Linked DNA regions of Homo sapiens: all the other regions are linked to region 2. A link is a contact called in ENCODE Hi-C or POLR2A ChIA-PET data. All regions are on one chromosome and are shown on one strand. Each heading gives the region's core, a stretch centred on a gene start or an enhancer-like site at or near the end of the contact. The rest is flanking DNA. Distances are from core to core; before and after follow the strand shown.

Region 1 (2,824 bases), core at 61-2,560, 5.4 Mb before region 2:
AGAGATGAGGTCTCACTGCCTTGCCCATAGCTGGTCTTGAACTCCTGGGCTAAAGCGATCCTCCTACCTCGGGCTCCCAAAGTGCTGGGATTACAGGCGTGAGCCACTGCGCCCAGCCGCATTCTTGTTTTCATCTGTGAAATACGTTTTTAAGGTAAATACTTAAAGTTGATGGAGACACCTGGTCTACTTAAGCTCTCATTCAGAACACACTGCCTTGTGCTTTTAAAAAAATTAAATGGATAATCTAAATTGGCAGCTACCAATTAATTTATATCCATAGTTGCTAAAAAATGTTAGTGTAAGTTCATTTTTATTAGTCGCATCATTTTGAGTTTTAAACTATTTCACATGCAGTAAAATTTATACCTCTTATGGGTTTTGTCAAACAGTGGTTTAGTCACCAACACAATCACGGTATAGAAGCTCTCAAGCTCCTTTTCAGTCACCCCCTTCCTCCAGCCCTTTGCCCTGGTCGCCACTGATCAGTATTCTCTCCTTTTAAAAACACTTATTATTTGGAAATAATTATAGACACAGGAAATTGCAAAAATACTACAGCACCTAGAGTCCCGTGTACCTATCACCTAGTTTCCTCCAATGGTGACATCTTACACAACTGTAGTACAAGATCAAAAAACTATGTCATGTAGTTTGAAGGCAGGTTTTCCTTTCACTTCTTCGCCTGCATTTTCTCCTTTCATTTCCAACAAATTTAACTCTGTTGTTAGAAGGAGCAGATGCTAGTTTTCTTTCAGATGTCTGCTATTTCAGTTCGATTACCCCTGTTACTCCTACATTTTTTCTAGTCTTTATCCCCATCGTTTCGCCCCAATTTAATTTTGCTGCTAGTTTTTTTTTTTTCTCCTCTGGGATATGTGCCACAGATGGTACTATTGTCAATATTCGAATTCCTAACTTCTCCCTCCATCCGTAAGTTTTCAAGGGGTAGCCGTGCTTGTGCTTAATTGTGGTGTTTACAGGACTTTTTGTAGCGTAAGCATGCTGGCATGGTTCCCCAACCTCTTAGGGGGATGCTAGTAACCCGCTCCCCCGTCAACGAGCCGCCTTTGTGCTCCGCGGAGGGCACCGCCTGCGTTGGGTTGGAGGTGGGGGTTGGCGGGGGAGAGCTGCCCGCCAGGCGAGGGGCGGGGCCTTGGCGGGGGTGGTCGCGGGCGGCGGGGAGGTCTCGCTTCCCTCCTCTCCACCCGCTCCCAGTCCCGGCCTGGGTCTCAGCCCCGCCCTGCCCAGAGCGCGCGGCCGATCACGTCACCGGCCTGCGCTAGGCGGCCCCCACGGCGCGGGAAGGCGCAGTGCGCACGCTCCGACTCGGCCGTGGCGGACCTGACTGAAGGAGGCCGCGGACCTGACTGAAGGAGGCCACGGCCACTTCTGGTTGGCCTCGGGGCGCGCTGGCTCGGCTCTTCCTCCGCCCTCGAGGCCCCCGCAGTCCCATCATTCAGTTCCGTAGGGTCACCGGCGCGGCAGTGGCCTCGCAGGGCGCTGGGTCCCTCTCCCCAGCTCTCCTCCCCCTGGCCCCGTCGCCCCGCCCTCGCCGGGCTGGGCTGCGGGGTCAGGGGCCGAGCGGAGAGGGGTGAGTATTCCCCACAGCCCTTGCCGGTTGTCTCCTCCCGGCTCTGCTTCCCACACGGTCCTTGCCCCACTCCTAGGACAGGGAGGAAGGGCACGCGCGGGTAGGCGGGAAACAGCCCAGTCCTGAACAAAAGGCCGGGGAAGCGGGTCCCCGCCGGTAACTGCAGGCCTGTGCTGGCCGCCGCGAGCGGGGAAGGGCGAGGACACTCCCTCCTCGGGGACCCGGTCCCCGTCGCGCACACGGTGTCACCAGCACACCTGGCCCAGTACCCAAAGCACCCTCGAAGTGGGTAGTAACTACTTTGTGTTTAAAATCCACATACTGATAGCAAATCTTTGGTTGAAACAGTATTAAATTACTGGGGCTTCCAGTGGCTGAGTCCAACTTAATTTGAAGTTTCAGATTAAGTATCAGGAGGAATAACTTGATATTTAGAGCCAACAGGTCTTTCTTTTTTTTTTAAACCTCCCAAAAAACCTATAAAATCAAGAATTGGCGGGGAGGACCGGAGAATGATAAAGGAATAGTTGACTGATTTATAGAAACTTTTAGTGGCGGTAAAAATTACAAAAGTATTGGAAATAAGGCAAAAGGACAGCATGTTTTTTTCAGAGTCAAAATGGAGCCTAACAGGCCCACCTGAAGATGATTTAGATGTCTAGGGGACTATATTTTGTTTGGCATGATGATATTGATTAGGGCCTAGGCTTTGTAGTTAACATCTTTTTCATTAATGGAGATGCAAATTATTTCTGAGTGGGAGAGAAAAAAATACAGTACTCCTAAAGGTTGTAGTTTTAGTGCCTTGTAGGATATTAGCCATTTTTCTTTTCTTTTTTTTGAGACAGAGTCTTGCTCTGTCGCCCAGGCTGGAGTGCAGTGGCACGATCTCGGCTCACTGCAACCTCTGCCTCTCGGGTTAAAGCAATTCTCCTGCCTCAGCCTCCCGAGTTGCTGGGACTACAGGTGCCCGCCACCACGCTCAGCTAATTTTTGTAAGTTTAGTAGAGACGGGGTTTCACCATATTGGCCAGGCTGGTCCGGAACTCCTGATTTTGTGATCCGCCTGCCTCGGCCTCCCAAAGTACTGGGATCACAGGCGTCAGCCACCGCGCCCGGCCAATATTAACCATTTTTCTGTCTAACCTATCAAACTTACCATCCTTTCTTCAGTGTTTATGCTCAGTTCCTGAAATGCTTTTGAGCACACTAAGCCATTCAGCTTGTTCC
Region 2 (2,956 bases), core at 173-2,672:
CTGTAGGAAAATATTTAATAAACTAAAACTGTACCATCATTTCACGACTTTTCGGAATGTCAGCTAGACCTTTGCTTCATTAAAGTATAAACAATCATGACAGGCTGTGTGCACATGCTCACAGTTGTGATATCATTATTTATAAATTAAAAAGTAGACAGACTTTTTAAAATATGATTGGAAAGCTTCCAACATCCGTTTCTCGGTCAGTCATTACGTCACAAGTTGTAAAAAAACAGCAAATGTTTCAATAAATTTCTGTTATTTTAAGCTACCCAGTTTGTGGTGATTTTTTTAAGGCAGCCCTTAGGAAACTAATTCAGGTGCTAAAATCAGTGATATGAAATAGATGTGAATTAAAGGTAGAAAGTAAAGTAACTCAGTATCGGTAATTTGGAGGCACTGAACACTTGCTGGAGTGGAGCTTGCAGGAAAGATTAAACCAGTCCGAGAGCTGTAACAGAAGGAACTTGGCTAGCGGGCCATAGTCCAAACCATCTTCAGTCACTTGGTTTGTACTTGGTCTCTGGTCTCCCTCCCTCATCCAACCCATTCACCACGAGGTTGCTAGAGCGCTGTTTCCAGAACGGAAATCTGATAAGGTTAGCTTCCCATTTTAAATATTTCAAAGGTTCCTCATCCTTTCAGTGGAAATGTTAAACGCCTCACTTCCACTTACAAGTTCCCTTCCTACCCTCCCCAGCCATTCCTGCACAGGTACTCAACTTCGGCCACATACGACCACAAACACGTCCACGCACCATCTCTGTAACTTCTGACCTCCCTCCCACTCTGAACGGTGGTTCTGACTGCCTGGAACTTCCTTTCCCATTTTCTCCGCATTGGCTACTGGGAAAAACCTTCCCCAACATCATCTCTTGACAAGTGAACGGCTCTTGCCACGCACTACCTTAGCACACTACTTACTCTCTTCTTCACTACGTTACAAAGACTGGTTACTTGTCTGCCATTCGACGACGGGGATGGCGTTGTTCGTCTTTGTACCCACGGAACCTGGCAAGGTGCTCGCTTATTTTGATAGAAAAACGCACTCCGCGCCGCAGAGGCAGAGAAACGACGGAGCGAGATTGTCCTGGGAGCCAGAAGAGCTCCCGCAGCTGCTCAGAATTTAGTGACCGGGCAACTGGGCAACCGTTGGGAAAACCTCACCTTCCCGTTGGCCACGGCTTTGCATCTGAATTTGCGGTTGGCGTCAGCCCGCAGTCTTGCCAGCTGCTCCTCGCTGGAGAAGGTCCAGTGCCGCTTCTGACTACTGTTGTGGTACATTATGGAATCGTGACCAGGTCCAGAGGGTCTGCAGACGAGAACCCAAACGCATCAGCGTCCTGGCGTAAAACACCCGTACCCCCACCGAAGATCTCGCGGAAGCCTAGGGCGTCCGGCTAGCCGGCGCTGGCGCGCTGTCGTCACGATTACGCGGCCAGCCCGTACGCAGTTGCATTTCCGGAGCGGACTAGGAACAGACCGTATCCCGGGTTCGTTAGGGCGCCCACTGAGACGTAAGTGGGCGGAGCCTAGAGAACGCTCCTCTCGGTGAGTCTGGGACATAGCTCCGCCCCTTCCAGGCAAGATTTAAAGGAGAAGCGCCCGGCAAGAGTGTTCAAGGGGCATAAACTGAGGGTACGGAGTAGGCAGATGTAAATTCACAGGGGATAATCAGAAATGAGGAAAGGATTTCGTAGGGTGCTCATTTTTAAATAGAGGCCTCACTGAAGTTGACATTTGTGAAAAGGCTTGAAAGAGTTGAAATAGTAGGTTGATCAATCATGTAGGGAGATCACGGGGCCCAGAAAGAATAGGTAAGATCTTCAGGCAGAAGCATTCCTAGCCCTTTTCAGGAAGAGTTTGGAGACCAGTATTCTTGAAGCACTACCAGAAATCTCGGAGAATGGAACATGGCTGAAAAACTTGAAGCAGTGGATGCGTATTGGCCCTTACAGTTCTGCCACTTTTGTTGCCTTGTCTGTTCTTTCTCTGTGCTTTTTTTCCTTACCCTTCTGTTGATAACTAGCCAATCCTCTCCCTCTGTTTTCATCTCTGAAGCCAGGATGTATGGTAGTATTCGTTTTATTGAGATTCCCATTTTCATTGCCTCTAGGGAGCCTTACAGTAAGCTATCATGAAAATTAAGGTATTTACTATTTTTTAAATTAATAGGACTTTCAAAATTGCAGGTGAGGTTCAAAATTTACATGGATTCTGGTTTGTCCCATTTAGGCATACCTTATTCTCTCATGTATTTATTATATATCCAATCCGAAAAATGGATTTCCCTATGGCAAATAGCTTTTCTAAAAAATAAATAAATAAATAAAAAGAAAGAGAAAGATGATGAGACCTAGAGAATTTAGGTCTTGAAAAGCCCACACAGGTAAAAAGAAGAAGTGGCAGGATGACTTTAACTCTGCTTTCTATTAAAATGTTTTTAGGGGCTTAAGAAAGGGAAAGCCTTTTCTTTTTCATTTTTGTTGGGTACAGCTGAGGTTAGAGTTTGCCACAGTTATCTGAATTCCTCAAACTTATGCCATTTGTGGTATATAATTTTGGAGAGCCACACACTCAACATATGTGGCTAACCTGGTCTCATAAATTGGCTAAGAAAAGAGAGAAAAAGAGAAGATCAAAGGGCATGGCAAATTGATTACAATGAATTGTGAACAACCTAAAATGTTGCATGTTGGGGAAAGAATAATTTAAAAGAGAAAAACATAATGGTACAAAAGATAGGAAAATAAGTGATCTAGATAATTAAATGTCTATATAAAGTCTTAGCCTCATGACTGTTATATATATCATATAAATTCTTTTCATTTTGTTTTTCTGAAAGATATTTGACAACTCCTTAGTTTTATGTAAAGGATAATAAAAATAGGCATTTAAAAGAGTTGGCAGACTGTGATTTCCACAGAGATATGAGTAAAATTTCTGAATGTCA
Region 3 (3,097 bases), core at 434-2,933, 5.7 Mb before region 2:
AGGGCACACAAAACTTTCAGGGGGAGACTAACTGCCTAAACCAAGGAGGGAAACTCAGTCGCCTGCGCATTCGGTTTTTATTTACGCAGCTATTTCTGTGCGCAAGGTAACCAAAGTACCTTTGAGAGATGCTCTCAGACTTTTTCTCTGGTCTGAACCCCCTCAGAAAGACAGGGTGCGTTCAACGACAAGGATAACTCTGACCCTCAGAGTTTAAGTGGTTACTGGGAATCACTGATCTGTTGCACAGTTTAAAAAAAAAAGGGGGGGGTTCTTCCTCAGTGATCACAGTCACTATTCGTTCTCATTTTTAGTAACAACCAAATCACCGTTACAAGTACACAAGAATAGCAGCAAACCGCTTTGCTTTGCAGTGTGCCGTGACAGTGGCATCCCGGGCCGGGAGGGGCTCTGTTCTCGCCAGCCGCCTCTTGGGCTCCCACCGAAGTTAACACCTGTATCTCCCCACAACTGTAACCAAGCGGCTCCTTCCCACCTGAACGCTTCTCCCCTCCCACAAACCCCTTTTCGGACCACTGGCCCTCCCCGCCACAGCTGCCCTCCTCGGGCGCCCCCGGCGGCTCCCACAACTCCCCTCCGCGCGCCCCCGACCACCGCCCCGCCGGGCCCGCCCCTCCCGCCGCTCGGGGGCTGCCAGCCTCACAAAAAGTTCGCCAGCCGCCGCCGCGGAGTTGGGTCCGCTGCGAGAGGCAGAAACGCCAGCCTCCTCCAGCGGATCCCGCTCCTCGCCAACACACTTTAGCTCCCCGGGAACTCGGTCCCTCTCCGACTCCCAAACTTCGGCGGCGTCTCCGGCGCCCACCCGCCCCCGCCCCCGCCCCAGCCCCAGCCCCAGCCCCGCGATGCGCGGGGGACTGCGGGCGCCGCGTCCGTAGCTGGCCCAGGAAAGCCCGGACGCCCAACCCGCACACGCCCTCCGCGCCCCGCGCGCGTCTCCGCGCCCCGCGGGGCCCCGCTCGGCCGCTCCACGCCCGGCTTCCGCCCGCCGCGCGCCCGGCACCGCCGCCCTCGCCTCGCCTCGCCCCGCGCTCGCGGCCCTAAGCCCCAGCGCCCAGGCCCCCGCCGCCGCGCTCCCCGCGCTGCCCGCCCCGACCCCGGCCCCGACCCCGGCCGGCCCGCCAAACACCCACATTCCCACTGCGCGCCTTCCTCCACGCAGCTGCCCCTCCCGCCACCCCCGGCGGCTCCCCAGGTCCCCGGAGCCCCGGACCCCAGCTCTAAAGTTACTTTGGAAGGTGAACCCGCGGGTTATTTCCCTCAATCACCCAAACAAGTTTCCATCCTCGCCACCAGCACCACCGCCGCCCCTCAACACACCCGGTCCCTCCCGCCGACAGCCCCCTGCGGCCGCCCGCCCAGCGCCCGCACCTCCCGGGAAAGCGCAGCTCCCCGCACCACACGCCCCCATCGCGGCACCCCTCCCCCTGCCAGCCCACCCCCGGCGCTCCCCGGGCGGAGAGTGTCTGTGTCTCCCAGAGTGTGCGAGTGCGTGCGTGAGTGTGCGCGCGTGTGAAGGCGGAGGTGGGTGAGAAGCGGAGACACTTACTTCTCCCGGGCCTGGCTGTCGGACGGGACGGCGCTGCTGTTACTCTTGCCTTTGCCGTACATGCTTGTGCCGAGAGCAGCTCCCACTGTCACGCACCTGTCAACCCATCACAGCCTCCCCGGGAACAGCCCCGTCCCCATGGCGACCCACGCAGCCACCCCCACTATTGGCCGCCCCACGCCAAAGCTCCGCCCCCTTCGCCCAGGCAACGCGCGAGACTGACAGGCCTCCCCCTCCCTCTGGCCTTCCGAAGCGCGCGGTGGCGGCTAAGCCTCAGCGGCAGTCTCCTCCCTCCTTCCCTCCCTCCCCGACTCCCTCCCTCCCGCCTTCCCTCTCCGCTCTCCTCCCTCCACCCGCTCTCCTTCCCCCTCCCCCCTCCGAACCCGGGCGCAAGGGGGGAATTAGAAACTGCTCTAGAAGGATTTTAAACAACTGGCTGTTCTCTCCGCCGCCACCCCTCCCCCCGCGCCGCCCGCGCTCAGCTCCTCACTGGAGAGAAGGCGCCGGGAGGAGGAGAAACTGCGGCCTGGAGTCTCCGGCCGGAGCCGGCGGAGCTGGAGCCGTGGCGGCCCCAGACTTCGGGGCGCCCGCCGAGTCCACGACAGAGCCACGGCCTCAGCCGCCCTGGGGCCCCCACCAGCCCCTCTCCCGCTCCTCTCCTATGCGTGACCCCGCGCCGGTACCCACGATTGATTTTTGCGGTCCTCAGCCCTACTCCCTGGGGTGTCGCCCCCGCCCTGTTCCCAGAGGGCCGGCTGGCGAGGGACACCCGCGCGGTTCCCTCGACCTTCTGGCTGAGCGACCGACAGCGACTCGCCTTCTCTCCTGGGGAAAGGCTGCACCTCCGGCCCTCGGCGCCGCTGCGGTGGCGGCGCCCGGGGCCGCGCCCTGCGCCCCAGGGGAGCACCCGGCCTGGGGTCGGCCTCCTCTGTAAGAGGTGAGCGGACCTCCCGAGGAGGCCCGGTGACTCCTGCGGCCGCAGCGGCCCCTGCCCCAACCCCTTCTTGCACGGAGCCCCGCGGCGCCCTGGACACCCCGCCAGATCTGCCGCAGAAGAGGGCCCCAGGCTTCCCCACCCGGCCTGGTTTAACAGTTTGGGTCAGTGATGCCTATTCATCCTGACCCCTGGAGTGGAAAAGGCCAGAAAAGGTCTTGAAAGACTTCCCTGTCCTTGCCCGTTAGAATAGGCCCCAGCGCGCTCCAAGGTGTACAAAGCTGTGCCAGGGCTGAAAGGCTGCCCGAGAATGTTTCTGTATCCAAATCCCTAATCCCATTTCAGTAAACGCGCAAAAGTTTCAGAAACACACACAATCTGGTTCCCAGTAGAACTCTGCATCATTTATCTTATTGAAGTCCTTGACTGTAAAATCAGACGGGTGCAAATGGGGTTAGAAAGAAGATGGGCTTCACACGGGGAAGAAGGGGACAGATGGGGTGGGACAGGGCGACATCTGGAAAGGATGAATAGACAAGAAGTAGCTATGGGAGGAGAGGGAAATCGGATTCGCGTGGAGGAAGGTACCGTTCTAT
Region 4 (3,079 bases), core at 327-2,826, 6.7 Mb after region 2:
GTTGCCCAGGCTGGTCTCAAACTCCAGGGATCAGGCAATCCGTCCGCCTCGGCCTCCCAAAATGCTAGGATTACAGGCGTGAGCCACCGCGCCCTGCCTTTCTCTATACCTCTTAATCACTACTTGTTATATATTTACTTGTTAATTATACGTCTCCATCCACTAGAATGTAAGTTCCAGGAGCAAAAGGACTTTCTATTTTGTTTACTGCTGTCTTCCCATCACCTGAACACTATCCGGCACACTGAAGGTTGCCAGTAAATACTTGCTAAATGGATAAACAAGTGGATGCTCATGGTTTCATAGATAATATTTCCCTCTTGGCCTTGGTACTATTTATTCTACCATATGGAGCAGCCATAGCCTGAAAGCATCCAGAGCATCCTTAACTTTTCAGCGTAGGATTCACTGGTTAAGTGGAAGTAAGGCCTAGTTGAAAATTCTGAAAGAAGCCTGGTACCAGCACTGTCACTGAGGCCTTAACGAAGCAGATCCAAAAATACTCTCTTACTCAGTTTCTACATTCGCTAAATGTATACAGTGTAACCGTCCCTCGCATTGTAGGATAAAGAATACACCTTATCAATGAGATATTTGTTATGCAGTATATGGCATGCGTTAATGCAAACGATGTCATGTACTACATTAAAAAATCGCACTGATATTTTGATAAATATACAATGCACTTGTAGATAAAAACCAGAGAATTTTTCCCTCTACAGCTTTTTTGAGGATTTGGGAGAAATGGACAAATGCAACAACATTGCATGTCATTAAATACAGTATATCCAAACACAACGAGTTTCTTGGCCCAACAGATATAGACCCTGGAGCACTATAAGAATATGTTAAACACCTGGATGAGGGAAAGAGAAGACTGCTTCCAAAACATACTTACTTTATTTCAAAGTCAAAAGTATTCAACACTTAATTCATACTGCATCCCAGAGAAACGTCCCACCCGCGCCCATGCATGTTACAAGTTTTGAGAGCATTTTATAACTGCACTTTAATCCCTCTGCAGTGAATGACTTCTGGTAAAGCGCTGGCAGTTAATAATACTTTTTGTAGAAAAAAAAATTAATACAACAACCACAATACCTCCACTCGCAAGAAAGCGGAGGAGGGCCCATTACTCTGTCTCCAGGGACTCCCAGAATCCCGTACGCCCCGACATAAGGAAAGTCATCCAGGGAACACACACGTCGCTCCCGCCTAGAGAGTGGAAATGGAACATGGGACCTGCCCATCAGCGGAGGCCCAGACACAAGTCAGAGGTGTCCGCAGGGAATGCAGCGTGGTTCCAGACAGCCTCGGTCCCCAGGGCCAGCGACCACCGCCTGAGACCGACCCAGGCCAGCCCCCTCCTGATTTCGACCCGGGCCTGCCCCCGGAGCTCACATCCCCGCAAACGGCAGTCCTACCTGAGCTCTGCCCCCAGCCACAGGGCTGAGGGGGCAGGCGGGAGGAGGCGTGGCCTTCCAGTTCGCCAGTCGAACTCCCTCGTGCGGTTGTTATGACTTTCCCTCTCGGGATCCGCGCCCCGACCAAGTTCGAGTTGCACTTCCGGGGTCTTCAGGAGATTGATACGTCATTACGCACTTGACGGCAGCGGCGGCGACAACCCGGAAACGGGCGGGGCGCGGGCCCTGGGTAGGTTCCTGTGGTATTAGGTGGACTGGAGAAAGAGGCCCGCGTGAATTAAGTGTAGTTCTCTTATGCACTGGCGGACTCTGGTCGCCCTTCCTTGTGAAGGCTGCCTGGGTAGCCGTAGAGGACGAGGCCACTCTAAAGCCTCGTTTTCCCAGCGGAATTTTAACTATTCTAAGGATGTCCTTACAGCCAGTTCCCCACTCCGCTACTCAGAGTGTGTCAGACTTTACCCTGTCCATTCAACTCCAGAAAAACCGGGAGGTCTAGATTCGGAAGATTAAATTTACCTTTGAATTAGGACATGTAAAATAGGAAGTTAATATTAGCATCCTAATGACAAAAGTTTTCTCGTTATCATACTTGACTCAAATGGGAATCTTACGGATATTAATGTTTTTTCCAGAAACAGGTTTGAAAGGTATTTCAAGGATAAATCTGGGGAAAGGGATGGAAGCAACTGATTTTTAATTTTTAGATAGTACTCTCAGAGCATTTATTTAGTCCAAAACTGTTAATTTAATGAATTAGGCTAAACTAGACGCTGGGGTAACAAAGCTGAGTTAGATACCCTCTCCTCTGAGGCAGCTAAAGAGAAGGAAAGTCTGGTGGCTGACAAGTAAACCAACAGTTATGTTCTTCAGAGAGGAGATCTCAGACTCTCTAAGGTATACTTCACTTCCACACTGTTTGTACTTTGCAAATGTACCCTGCCCCCTAAAATGTAAACTCACTGATGGTAGTGACATAATCTTGTCTTTTTAATGTATCCTCAACCATACAACAGTGCCTGTCCACAAAGTAGACAATAAATACTTATTGAATGACTGAATGATCACAGTGGTAAATAATAGATTGGGGAAATCTAGAAAAGTGTATAGGACAAGAAGAAAGTGGTGTAAGTAAGTGGCGGGAGATAAGGAGCAGTAAAAGGTGAGAGAATCCACTGGAGTTAGCCAGAACTGAGTACCTGAATGAATCTCGGGCATTGCAAGACTGTTAGGGCTTCATTTCCGGAAAGAACTCAAATGGTTTGTAGAGTGACACTTTATACTGAAGAGGAAGGCAACAGCCAGATTCTGAAAAGCTTTCTATGTCATGCTGAGTAATTTGATTTTCTGCTGCAGACAATTGGGGAAGCTGAAGGATTGTTGAACAGAGGAGGGAAACATTTTTATTTTGGTGGACTTTTGCAACAGTGACAGATTATATTAAAAAGATAAGGCTCCCAAAAATGTATAATCCCAGTTTAACCATGAGAAAAACATCAGACAAAATACCTGACCAGTACTACTCCAAACAGTTAAAGTCATGAAAAACAAGGAAAGTCTGAGAAACTGTCTGAGCCAAGAGGAGCCTAAAGAGACCAACTTTAATGTTGGATCCTGAAATAGAAATAGAACGTAAGTGAGAAAACTAGTGAAAATTG
Region 5 (3,238 bases), core at 593-3,092, 6.8 Mb before region 2:
TTCTTAGGAAAATAACTTTGAGAGTCAGCTATCTGAACCAAAGAAACATTAACATTACCAGACTATATTGGGATTTTTGAGACTGGCTTTTATCAATTCTTTAGCTACGGGCTCTTGTCATCATCTCTACCAGTGACCTAAGTGTCAAACCCAAATGCCTTGTATCTGTCCCATTAAAGAGATGCAGCATCTGCTCCTTTCTTACTGTTTCCATTTCCTCTGCCATGCCTCCTCTTACAACCATAAATATCCAGGTCTCTTAGGTTTTAAACGGGGCATCTCTCAACCCCCACATTCTTTTCCTTGGTTATTCCCTTCCCTCCAACAGTTCAATTCACCTAGATCCCCACGCCTGAAATTATCCTAGATGTCCTAGAGGCGCCTCATCATTACAATGGTACATTATTCTCCACTCCTTTACATGTCACGCCAGCTTTCAAACTGAAAATCTGAGCGTTCATCCCTGGTGCATCACCTTTAAATTCGAGATCTCCAAAATCCAGGGTCATGTAACCTTAAAAAATTTTTACCCTCTCTTCTCCACTGCCCTTGTTCAGGCCTTATCTCTTCCAGCAGCTGTTCCAAAGGCCTACTCTGTTTTCCTTTCGGAGTGCTCACCTCCACCGAAGCCTCCACCCAGCTGCCAATTCTGCCCCATGCCTGATAATTTGCTCGTGCGTTGACATACATAAAATTTCTAAGACAAAAATTTTTTAATAATGGTAAATGAACCTTGGGAACTGCATACAGATCATACAGATCCATAATAAGAGAAAAGGTCCCAGATTAACACGGAAAACTTTCCATTTAACTAACATTTGCACTGGTAAACTTCATCAAGCAAGACCCTACTTAATCCCACATTACCTTCTACTGAAGAGGTTGTGGTCATTCTCTGGAAATATCTGAATTCATTCCTACAAGTTAGAGAAACAGCGTTACTCGAAACATTATCCCTTGGGCTCGAGCTCTAAGGCACCTGACAAACGGAGCGCTGTGGGTAGGGGTGAGGTGTTTTCTCCAGGGCTGGGACTTTGCCCTGGGCGAGGGCGCCGCAGGGCAAAGACCTCACCGGGCAGCAGAATCCGGGCAGAAATCAGCAACTGGGCCTCCCGCGCAGCAGAAAAGGGGAATCCAGTCGGGCCCACCCTTCCTGCCAGCGCAGACCGCAAGTCTGGCCCCATCCTCTCGCCGGGAGTCGGCCACCCCGACCGTGGGCAGCCTGCGCCCGTTTGGGTCCCATCGCCCCGGCCCGGCAGATACCTGAGCGGTGGCCAGGGCAGGTCCCCGTTCTTGCCGATGCCCATGTTCTGGGACACAGCGACGATGCAGTTTAGCGAACCAACCATGACAGCAGCGGGAGGACCTCCGAGCCCGCTCGTTACAGCAGAACGCGCGGTCAAGTTTGGCGCGAAATTGTGGCCGCCCCGCCCCCCTCGTCCCCATTTGTGCAGGCGAGGCCCCGCCCCCCCGCCCCGGCGCACGCAGGGTCGCGGCGTGCTCGCGCCCGCAGACGCCTGGGAACTGCGGCCGCGGGCTCGCGCTCCTCGCCAGGCCCTGCCGCCGGGCTGCCATCCTTGCCCTGCCATGTCTCGCCGGAAGCCTGCGTCGGGCGGCCTCGCTGCCTCCAGCTCAGCCCCTGCGAGGCAAGCGGTTTTGAGCCGATTCTTCCAGTCTACGGGAAGCCTGAAATCCACCTCCTCCTCCACAGGTGCAGCCGACCAGGTGGACCCTGGCGCTGCAGCGGCTGCAGCGGCCGCAGCGGCCGCAGCGCCCCCAGCGCCCCCAGCTCCCGCCTTCCCGCCCCAGCTGCCGCCGCACATAGTAGGTTCTGTCTGGGACTGGGCAGGGCCATCGGGGCTGGGGGGGCGGGGCTTGTGGGTAAGGCGGGCGGAGGCGGGGACCCTCCGCCCGATGATAGGGCTGGAGGAGGAAGGGGCGGGCTGAAGAAGGGGAAGGTGGGAAGAGCCCAGCCGGGGCTACAAATTGGGTGAAGCGCTGAGGTTTTAGTACTTCCGTTTGAGGAGATAGGCAAAGGTTATGCAGGTTTTTAATGGCAGGCCTGAGACAGGAACTCAGGTCTCCTGACTCCCATTCTGATGAGGGGGCTTGTGGGCAAGGGGTGCGTCTTTTAACCTCCATCCTTTTTTTTTTTCCTTGGTGGTCGAAGAGTTTTACTGATTTTTTAAAAAAGTGCTGGATTGGGTGACTAGAAGAAAGCTGCCCTTAGGTCTCCAGTTTTTAAGACTGCAACAGCATGGCTCAATATTTGAAATCACTACGGTTAAAAGCAGTCATATTGTGCAGTTCCCCAGTGAACTCTTTTTGTAGTTTAGATTATAAAGTCTGAAATACAGTTTGGGTGGATAAAGTTTCTTAGGATGGTATAGATGTGACTAATCATGGAGTCCTTCCTGTTGCCATCCTTCAACGCAATAAGTACGTTTGTTTGTTTTTAAACCAGAGATACTGCCACAGGAAAAGCCCAAGGGTGACCCCTCACTTGGGTCACCTGCACAGTATTTTTCAGATTGAGGCTGTGGAAGGGCATTGAAGACTGGTGTTTAGCCACCTACCGTGTTTTAATGTAGGTGGCAGCTTGGGTGCTTCAAAATCTTGTTCCTTTCGTATATATTTCTCCCTTAAAATGATTACTCCTCTTCTGTTTTTTTTGAGGACGAGCTACGTTTTCATGAATTCACCAAAATTTTGCACCCACCATTTAAAGGGTAGCTGGTGAAGGACTTATGTATGCTTTTGGCAAGTTTTCTGCCAAGAAAAAATTCATAATCTTGTCACATCTTTAGTGATGAACATAAACCTTTTAAACAGGAAACACTTAAATTGCAGTGAACATGTCAAAAATGATACTGTTCTTTTATTACCTATCTTTTCCCCTCTGTGCCTTTGCTACATAACTGTTTATTTCTTAGAGGTATTTTATTTAGCATATGTAAGTAGGGTGATTCAAGTTTTATAATTAGAGAAAGCTGAAGGCTCATTGAATCAAGACCGGTAGCAGCCTTGGTTTCAATTAATTCTAAACACGGCTTGAGTTGCTGAGGCTCCTGACTATCAGACTCTACCTTGTCTTTTATGGTGTTAAAAACAGTTCACCCATAGGGTTTTCCAGAGCTAAAAGTAGAGGATTCTTTGAAGAGTGGATGGCAAGGAACCTTGTCATTCAGTTGTAAGGTTTAAATTGCTTCACATACGTCAGGCCTTCTCAGAGTAGAGA
Region 6 (2,977 bases), core at 227-2,726, 7.0 Mb before region 2:
TGGTGGCTCGATCTTGGCTCACTGTGACCTCTGCCTCCTGGGTTCATTCAATGGTCCTGATTGTCCTGCCTCAGCCTCCCAAGTAGCTGGGATTACAGGCGCCCGCCACCACACCCAGCTAATTTTTGTATTTTTAGTAGAGACGGAGTTTCACCATGTTGGCCAGATTGGTCTCGAACTCCTGACTTCAGGTGATCCGCCTGCCTCGGCCTCCCAAAGTGCTGGGGTTACAGGCGTGAGCCACTGCGCCCGGCCAATTCTTGCGATTTTTGAAAGATCAGTATGAACTGTGAGCTGTTTAACCTTTGAGGAACTGCTTTTTCCCTGTATCTGTCTGTATCTGATCCCACATGTATGTCTCTTCCCTTGTTTTTATTTTTTATTTTTTTAGAGACACGGTCTGGTTCTGTTGCTCAGGCTGGAATGCAGTGTTGCCATCAGAGCTCACTGCAGCCTTGACCTCCTGGGCTTAAGTGATCCTCCCACTTCAGACTCCCAGCCAGTAGCTGGGACTACAGGCACGCGCCAACACGCCTGGCTAATTTTTTCATTTTCATTTTTAGTAGAGACAGGGTCTTGCTATGTTGCCCAGGCCTGTCTGGAACTCTTGACTTCAAGCGATCCTCCCGCCTCGGCCTCCCAAAGTGCTGGGATGACAGGCGTGAGCCACCGCGCCGGGTCTCATTTAAATTTATAGGAAACTTGTGGTAAAAATAGCAAAACTCAACAAGCAAATATACATCAAGTGAGTGACATTTTATTTCTACATCAGATAAGTCAGCTTTTGCTTTTAGACAGGGAGACAGCTGTTCTACCAGCTGCTTTAAAATAAAAATGCAGAACTAACGCAGCGAAGGGAAGGAAAGTGTGGCTGGGAATGTCCAGTCAGCTGGAGGGGCTTGGAGCTCGGCGTTGGCTGGGAGCATTTTTATTGCTGCCGGGAGGAGGAAGGGGAAGCGGGGGAAGCGGGGGAGGCGGGGGGGCAGCGTGTTGTAAAATCAGTTTGAAGTAAACAAAAAGTTATGTTTTCCGAGGGGCCAGCAGCGCGGAGAGCAGGCCTAGCCCGCTGCCGGGAAGGCGGGTCTGTCCAGTAGAGACCGGAACGCCGCGCAGGCTCAGCAAAGGGCTAAGGCTGGAGCCGGGGAAGCTGCCTCTAGGTTAGCGAAGGGTAAAGGAAGTCAGACACTGACGCGAGTGGCCTCCCGATCCCGCAGTCGAGTGGAGAACCGAGTCCCGACCTAAGGTCGAATCATCAGGCGTCCCCGTCACCCAACAACCCACTCAGGCACTTCCGGTAAGAAATCTAGTGCCCTTGGCTCGGAACCTGCGTCGTAGTGCGCAAGCGCCCCGGGCCTGGAGACGGCCGCGGATGCCGAGGGAGGGGGCGTGTGAGCCGAAGAGGAAAGCGTCCTCTGCGCCTGCGCTCTCTGCGCTGCCCGGTGGGGCGGGGAAAGAAGCCCTGAGCCGGGATCTGGCACTCCCAGGACTCCCGGCCGGGGTAGCTCTTCACTCCTCAGCGCGACGTCGTGTCGAGTTCCCAAAAAGCTCCGCAGGGGCTGTAGGGAGGTAAGAGCCCCCCGTGACCGGTCGTCTCGGCCTCCCCTCAGCCCTGCTGTTCCCACAGGGGGGCGGGGTGACCGCTGGACCCGCCGACCTGGGCGCTGGGTCTGGCCCTCTTCCTCTGGGGACAGAGCCTGGGCCCCGACCGATTCCTTTTCCGAGCCCCCGGAGCTGGCCGGGGAACCCTGGCCCTCCAATCTGATGTCCCCTCCTGGAGCCTGAAGGGCCAGACCGGACTGGACCGGGAGGGCAATCACGGCGGCTGTTTGCCCGGTTCCCCGCTCCCGGGCCGCCGGAGTGTTCGGCGCTCCTGGGGGAGAGACCCCAGCGGACGGAGGGAGAAGCGCCCTGGCGCCGCCGTCCCGCCTGGGGAGGGGCTGCGACTGCGGAGGGGACTGTGGTTCTTCAGGAGTGGCAGAGGCTCGGTCCCCGCAGAGGAGTCTCATCGCCGCCGGTGCTCTCGCACTGTCCATTCCCGCACCCATGCATTTTCTCTTGGTTAGAGACCAGAAGGATGCAGTGGCCGTCTTTCCCGCTGCCTTTCCTTTGGTACTTTTGAGAACTCCAAAAGAGGACCTTATTTTTAACTCTTATTTGTACTATCGTGATTGCAAATATTATGTTCCAGACTAAGGATGTTCTTTCTTATTAGTTTGACTTGTATGAAAACCAGTCCATACATTTGATATTAAGTTAATCTTTTCAATTCAAAAAATAGGCACTTTGTTGATTCAATCAGATTCCTCCATTTATTCACTTGAGCTTGTCGTCTCTTGAGTTGGCGGGAGTTTAATGGTTTAATCCAGTAGAACTATATATAATTTTTCGCCTAATTTCTTCCTTTTTTTCCTCTCCTGGATATTAAACCGCATGCTTAGTGGCAAAAATTGAAAAAATAGAATAAAGAATAAGGAAAAATGATCAATCATAATTCCACCATGTAATAGTAATCAATTACTTATAATATTTTGACTTTTTTCCTTTGAGTCTTTTTTTCCCCTGTGCATTTTCTTGAGATGAGATTTTATATCGTTGGATTGTCTGCTTTCCTTGATTTAAATTACGTTGTAAGCATTTCCCCATGTTTTTAAAAAGCTTCATAAAAATGACTTCTTGATTATACATGAGCAAAGTATCTTTTGAAACAGTTATATTACAGATAAAGCCAAATCCGCATTAATTATCCTCAATCATAATGTTACATGATAGAATAGTGCTACAGTTCATTTAACATTATGATTGGGGATAATTACGCTTAAAAATTATTGAGGACCAATAGAGTTTTTGGTTCCTAATGCTGCAGTATATTTACCATTTTGGAAATTAAAACTCAGAAAATTGAAAATGTTTTATTCATTTAAAAATCACAGACTCATGTATTAAATAATTTTTTAGTGAAAAGTAACCATTTTCTAAA
Region 7 (3,022 bases), core at 114-2,613, 6.1 Mb before region 2:
GGTGGCGGGCGCCTGTAATCTCAGCTACTTGGGCGGCTGAGGCAGAAGAATCGCTTGAACCCGGGACGCAGAGGTTGCAGTGAGCCGAGATCGCGCCATTGCACTCCAGCCTGGGCGACAAGAGCCAAACTCCTTCTCAAAAAACAAAACAAAACAAAACAAAAAAACAAATACGCAGTGAGCACCAAGGATGTACCAGGCAATGAGGATACAATAAACTTACACAATTATTGTGTAATTACAAATGTGAACCGTGTCATAAGAAAGTATAGACTGCCGTGAGCACACAGTAGGGGATTGGTCTAGTATGGGGGTAGGGGGCTGGAAGGCTTTCTTGAGAATAAAATACTTAAAGCCTTGAAGGGTGAGTAGAAAGTAACTGGAAGAAGAAAAGGAGTACCATACAAAGAGACTAGCAAATGTAAAGGCCTGGAGATGGCAAGGTACACACGGCATTTGAGAAATTGAAAAAATGATCCTATGCACGGAGCTCAAAGGAGAGACTGAGCAAGGTGAGGCTAGGGAAGTAGGCAGGGACTTCATAAGGAGTTCGAATTTCATCCTAAAACAATGGGAAGCGAAGGGAGAGTTTAAAGCAGTACAGCAGTACTGCTTTAAATGTAATGATTTACATTTTCAAAAGTTCCGTTCCTACGACACGGAAAATGGATTTCAGGGAGTTGGGGCAGAATGAATCCCCAGACCAGTTGTAGAACTACAGGTACAATATGGGACAAGGGAGGAGGTGCCAACAGAGATAAAAAGAAGTGGACAAATATTCAAAAGGTTAAATGGATTGAGCAAACTGTTGAGAGTAGTGGTCCTGGTAAATTGCATTTTTTCACTAGGCACAGCTGGTGGTGGTATCCATTTGCAAGAAGCTACAGAAAATGAGCCGTTTGGAAATCCAGGGTTTTCCTCTTAAAAAGAGAACTTGTTTGGCTACAAAGTGTTAACATTTTAATTGAATGCTCAACGAGCACTGAAGGGGGGACATGAGGCACTGCCTCTCACCCAAGAGAGCCCCCAAATGTCCTTTTCAGACTTTTATCACAGTGACCCACTCCCACCGCGCCTTTACCTTGCCTCTGCCTGGAATGTCCTTAACTCCCTCTTGCCGGCAATTTCACCAGATTTTTGATTTCTTATCCAGTCTCACGGGAAGCCTTTCCGGCATCTCCCACCCTACCGATCTTCCCGTCTATCTCGCCTGCTACACTGTGAGTTCAGACAGCACGGATTGAACTCTTCATCTTTTCGTGTCGGCGTCCTGCACAGGGCCATCCCATCACTAAGCGCGCCACAAACTCAGCCCAGTATTGACGCCCACGAGTCGCTTGTAAAGACCGTCTGTGACGCCGGAAGTGACGCGCTCTCGGGCACTATGTGCTTCCGGTCTCCAATACCGCAGGAGGGCGGTCTTCCCCGGCTCGCCAACTCGGCTGCTCTGGGGGATTCGTGCGCGGTAAGAAGCTGCGCGGTAGCGCGGTGAGGTGAGGTTCTCAGCCACCAAAGCTGCAGGGTCTCGTCGTTCGTTCCCTCTGGCCTGGCGGAACTTGCGTGGGAAGCTGGGAGGACAGAAGGCTTAGCCGCTGGGTCCCTGAGCTGGCTGGAGCGCGGGCTGTCTAGGGGCGGCGACCTCAGCTGTTGGGCTCCGGCTGCTGGGGGCTGTGCGTCCAGCCGCCCTGGAATCCGCCTGTGGGTGGGCCGCTTGGCTCTCCCACTTCACCCTCTTGATAACCCAGAGCCTCCCCCTTCCCACGTACGTAGGGGAAGGATAATCTACTTCCTTTTGAACAGCTTCGGTCCCCACTATGACAGTCGCATAAACTTCAGCGAAGAGTGCGCTGGTAAAGTGGCATGGAGTTTCTCACACCAATTCATTGGGTCCACCCTTCAGCTTCTGTGGAAGGGGTCTTTCTGTTACTAGGAGCTGAGACTTGGGGGGTTGCCAGGGATGCTGGTCTTAAAAGGTGATAATTTAGGCCGGGCGCGGTGGCTCACGCCTGTAATCCCAGCACTTTGGGAGGTCGAGGCGGGCAGATCTCCTGAGCTCAGGAGTTCGAGACCACCCTGGGCAACATGGTGAAACCCCTTCTCTACTAAAATACAAAAAATTAGCTGGGCGTGGTGGCACGCGCCTGTAATCCCAGCTATTCGGGAGGCTGAGGCCCGAGAATCGCTTGAGCCCTGGCGGCAGAGGTTGCAGTGAGCCAAGATCGCCCACTGCACTCCAGGTTGGGCTACAGAGTGAGACTCCGTCTCAACAACGACCACAACAACAACAAAAAAGGTGGTGGCTTAATACAGCCATGCTCCCCTTAAGAACTGGTATAGTTATGAGAAATGGTTGGGCCGTTTCGTGGTTGTGTGAACATCATAGTGTACTTGCACAAACCTACACAGCTGGGCCGTATGGGATAGCCTGTTACTCCTAGTCTACAGACCTGTACAGTATAACTACTAAATACTGTAGGCAGTTGTAAAAGGATGGTGTGTATCTAAACACAGAAAAGATACTGTAAAAATATAGTGTAAAAGAAAACATGGTACAGCTGAATAGGGCACTTACGCATGGAGCTTGCAGGGCTGTCGGTAGCTATTAAGTGAGTCAGTGAGTGGTATGTGAGTGTGAAGGCCTACGATATTATTTAGGGTATTACTGTACACTACTGTAGACTTTATAAATGCGGTATGCTTAGTCTAAGTTTATTAAAAATAAGGTAATAACCTTAGCTTACTGTGCTTTTTTAACTTTATAAACTTTTAAATTAATTTTAACTCCTTGACCTTTTTTTTTTTTTTTTGAGACGGAGTTTATTCTCTCTGTCTCTCATTTTTGAGACAGAGTTTTGCTCTTGTCACCCAGGCTGGAGTGCAGTGGCGCAATCTCAGCTCACTGCAACGTCCACCTCTTGAGTTCAAGCGATTCTCCTGCCTCAGCTTCCCAGGTGGTGCGCGCCTGTAGCTGGGACTACAAGAGTGCGCCACCACGCCCAGCTAATTTTTGTATTTTTAGTAG

Evidence for each region. Hi-C counts contacts between places; a loop is a spot of excess contacts on that map. ChIA-PET counts read pairs that join two places held with the same protein, here RNA polymerase II (POLR2A). Pooled maps may share reads with other maps.
Region 1: a loop to region 2 is called in a map of CD8-positive, alpha-beta T cell, with 17 times the contacts of the local background. The contact joins the promoter of ATG10 here to the promoter of CCNH in region 2. A Hi-C loop is called at or near these places in 2 of 168 maps with a recorded cell type or tissue (CD8-positive, alpha-beta T cell and naive thymus-derived CD4-positive, alpha-beta T cell) and 10 of 50 pooled maps.
Region 3: a map of CD8-positive, alpha-beta T cell shows a loop between it and region 2 (4-fold over the local background). The contact joins the promoter of SSBP2 here to the promoter of CCNH in region 2. A Hi-C loop is called at or near these places in 2 of 168 maps with a recorded cell type or tissue (CD8-positive, alpha-beta T cell and naive thymus-derived CD4-positive, alpha-beta T cell) and 6 of 50 pooled maps. POLR2A ChIA-PET finds 5 or more read pairs at or near these places in 1 of 52 experiments (activated CD4-positive, alpha-beta T cell).
Region 4: a map of naive thymus-derived CD4-positive, alpha-beta T cell shows a loop between it and region 2 (13-fold over the local background). The contact joins the promoter of ARB2A here to the promoter of CCNH in region 2. A Hi-C loop is called at or near these places in 2 of 168 maps with a recorded cell type or tissue (CD4-positive, alpha-beta T cell and naive thymus-derived CD4-positive, alpha-beta T cell) and 7 of 50 pooled maps.
Region 5: a map of CD8-positive, alpha-beta T cell shows a loop between it and region 2 (7-fold over the local background). The contact joins the promoter of DHFR here to the promoter of CCNH in region 2. A Hi-C loop is called at or near these places in 2 of 168 maps with a recorded cell type or tissue (CD8-positive, alpha-beta T cell and naive thymus-derived CD4-positive, alpha-beta T cell) and 8 of 50 pooled maps. POLR2A ChIA-PET finds 5 or more read pairs at or near these places in 1 of 52 experiments (activated T-cell).
Region 6: a map of CD8-positive, alpha-beta T cell shows a loop between it and region 2 (17-fold over the local background). The contact joins the promoter of ZFYVE16 here to the promoter of CCNH in region 2. A Hi-C loop is called at or near these places in 2 of 168 maps with a recorded cell type or tissue (CD8-positive, alpha-beta T cell and naive thymus-derived CD4-positive, alpha-beta T cell) and 11 of 50 pooled maps.
Region 7: a map of CD8-positive, alpha-beta T cell shows a loop between it and region 2 (17-fold over the local background). The contact joins the promoter of CKMT2-AS1 here to the promoter of CCNH in region 2. A Hi-C loop is called at or near these places in 4 of 168 maps with a recorded cell type or tissue (CD8-positive, alpha-beta T cell, naive thymus-derived CD4-positive, alpha-beta T cell and sigmoid colon) and 12 of 50 pooled maps. POLR2A ChIA-PET finds 5 or more read pairs at or near these places in 1 of 52 experiments (naive thymus-derived CD4-positive, alpha-beta T cell).

What each region holds. Positions count from the first base shown.
Region 1 is chr5:81,970,713-81,973,536 of GRCh38, forward strand. ATG10 (autophagy related 10) reads left to right here and starts at 1,311. Exons shown (of 8, transcript NM_031482.5): 1 at 1,311-1,594. RefSeq lists enhancers at 844-1,401, 1,402-1,957 and silencers at 972-1,301, 1,472-1,711.
Region 2 is chr5:87,411,508-87,414,463 of GRCh38, forward strand. CCNH (cyclin H) reads right to left here and starts at 1,423. Exons shown (of 9, transcript NM_001239.4): 1 at 1,171-1,423. The coding sequence starts at 1,287. It overlaps LOC105379066 (a long non-coding RNA gene), which reads left to right and starts at 1,475. Exons shown (of 3, transcript XR_948543.1): 1 at 1,475-1,554. RefSeq lists enhancers at 1,050-1,179, 1,210-1,379.
Region 3 is chr5:81,749,414-81,752,510 of GRCh38, forward strand. It overlaps SSBP2 (single stranded DNA binding protein 2), which reads right to left and starts at 1,684. Exons shown (of 17, transcript NM_001256732.3): 1 at 1,568-1,684. The coding sequence starts at 1,629. RefSeq lists silencers at 546-705, 926-975, 1,416-1,465, 1,636-1,965, 2,236-2,585.
Region 4 is chr5:94,110,087-94,113,165 of GRCh38, forward strand. ARB2A (ARB2 cotranscriptional regulator A) reads right to left here and starts at 1,577. Exons shown (of 11, transcript NM_032042.6): 1 at 1,425-1,577. It overlaps LOC105379087 (a long non-coding RNA gene), which reads left to right and starts at 1,616. Exons shown (of 7, transcript XR_001742441.2): 1 at 1,616-1,653; 2 at 2,239-2,318.
Region 5 is chr5:80,653,141-80,656,378 of GRCh38, forward strand. It overlaps DHFR (dihydrofolate reductase), which reads right to left and starts at 1,843. Exons shown (of 6, transcript NM_000791.4): 1 at 1,264-1,843; 2 at 868-917. The coding sequence starts at 1,349. MSH3 (mutS homolog 3) reads left to right here and starts at 1,512. Exons shown (of 24, transcript NM_002439.5): 1 at 1,512-1,824. The coding sequence starts at 1,588. RefSeq lists a silencer at 1,338-1,947 and an enhancer at 1,365-2,133.
Region 6 is chr5:80,406,588-80,409,564 of GRCh38, forward strand. It overlaps ZFYVE16 (zinc finger FYVE-type containing 16), which reads left to right and starts at 1,477. Exons shown (of 19, transcript NM_001284236.3): 1 at 1,477-1,566. RefSeq lists an enhancer at 1,439-2,237 and a silencer at 1,958-2,077.
Region 7 is chr5:81,300,206-81,303,227 of GRCh38, forward strand. CKMT2-AS1 (CKMT2 antisense RNA 1) reads right to left here and starts at 1,364. Exons shown (of 2, transcript NR_034123.1): 1 at 1,082-1,364. ZCCHC9 (zinc finger CCHC-type containing 9) reads left to right here and starts at 1,382. Exons shown (of 6, transcript NM_001131035.2): 1 at 1,382-1,493. RefSeq lists enhancers at 1,111-1,900, 1,464-1,563, 1,714-1,893, 1,901-2,690.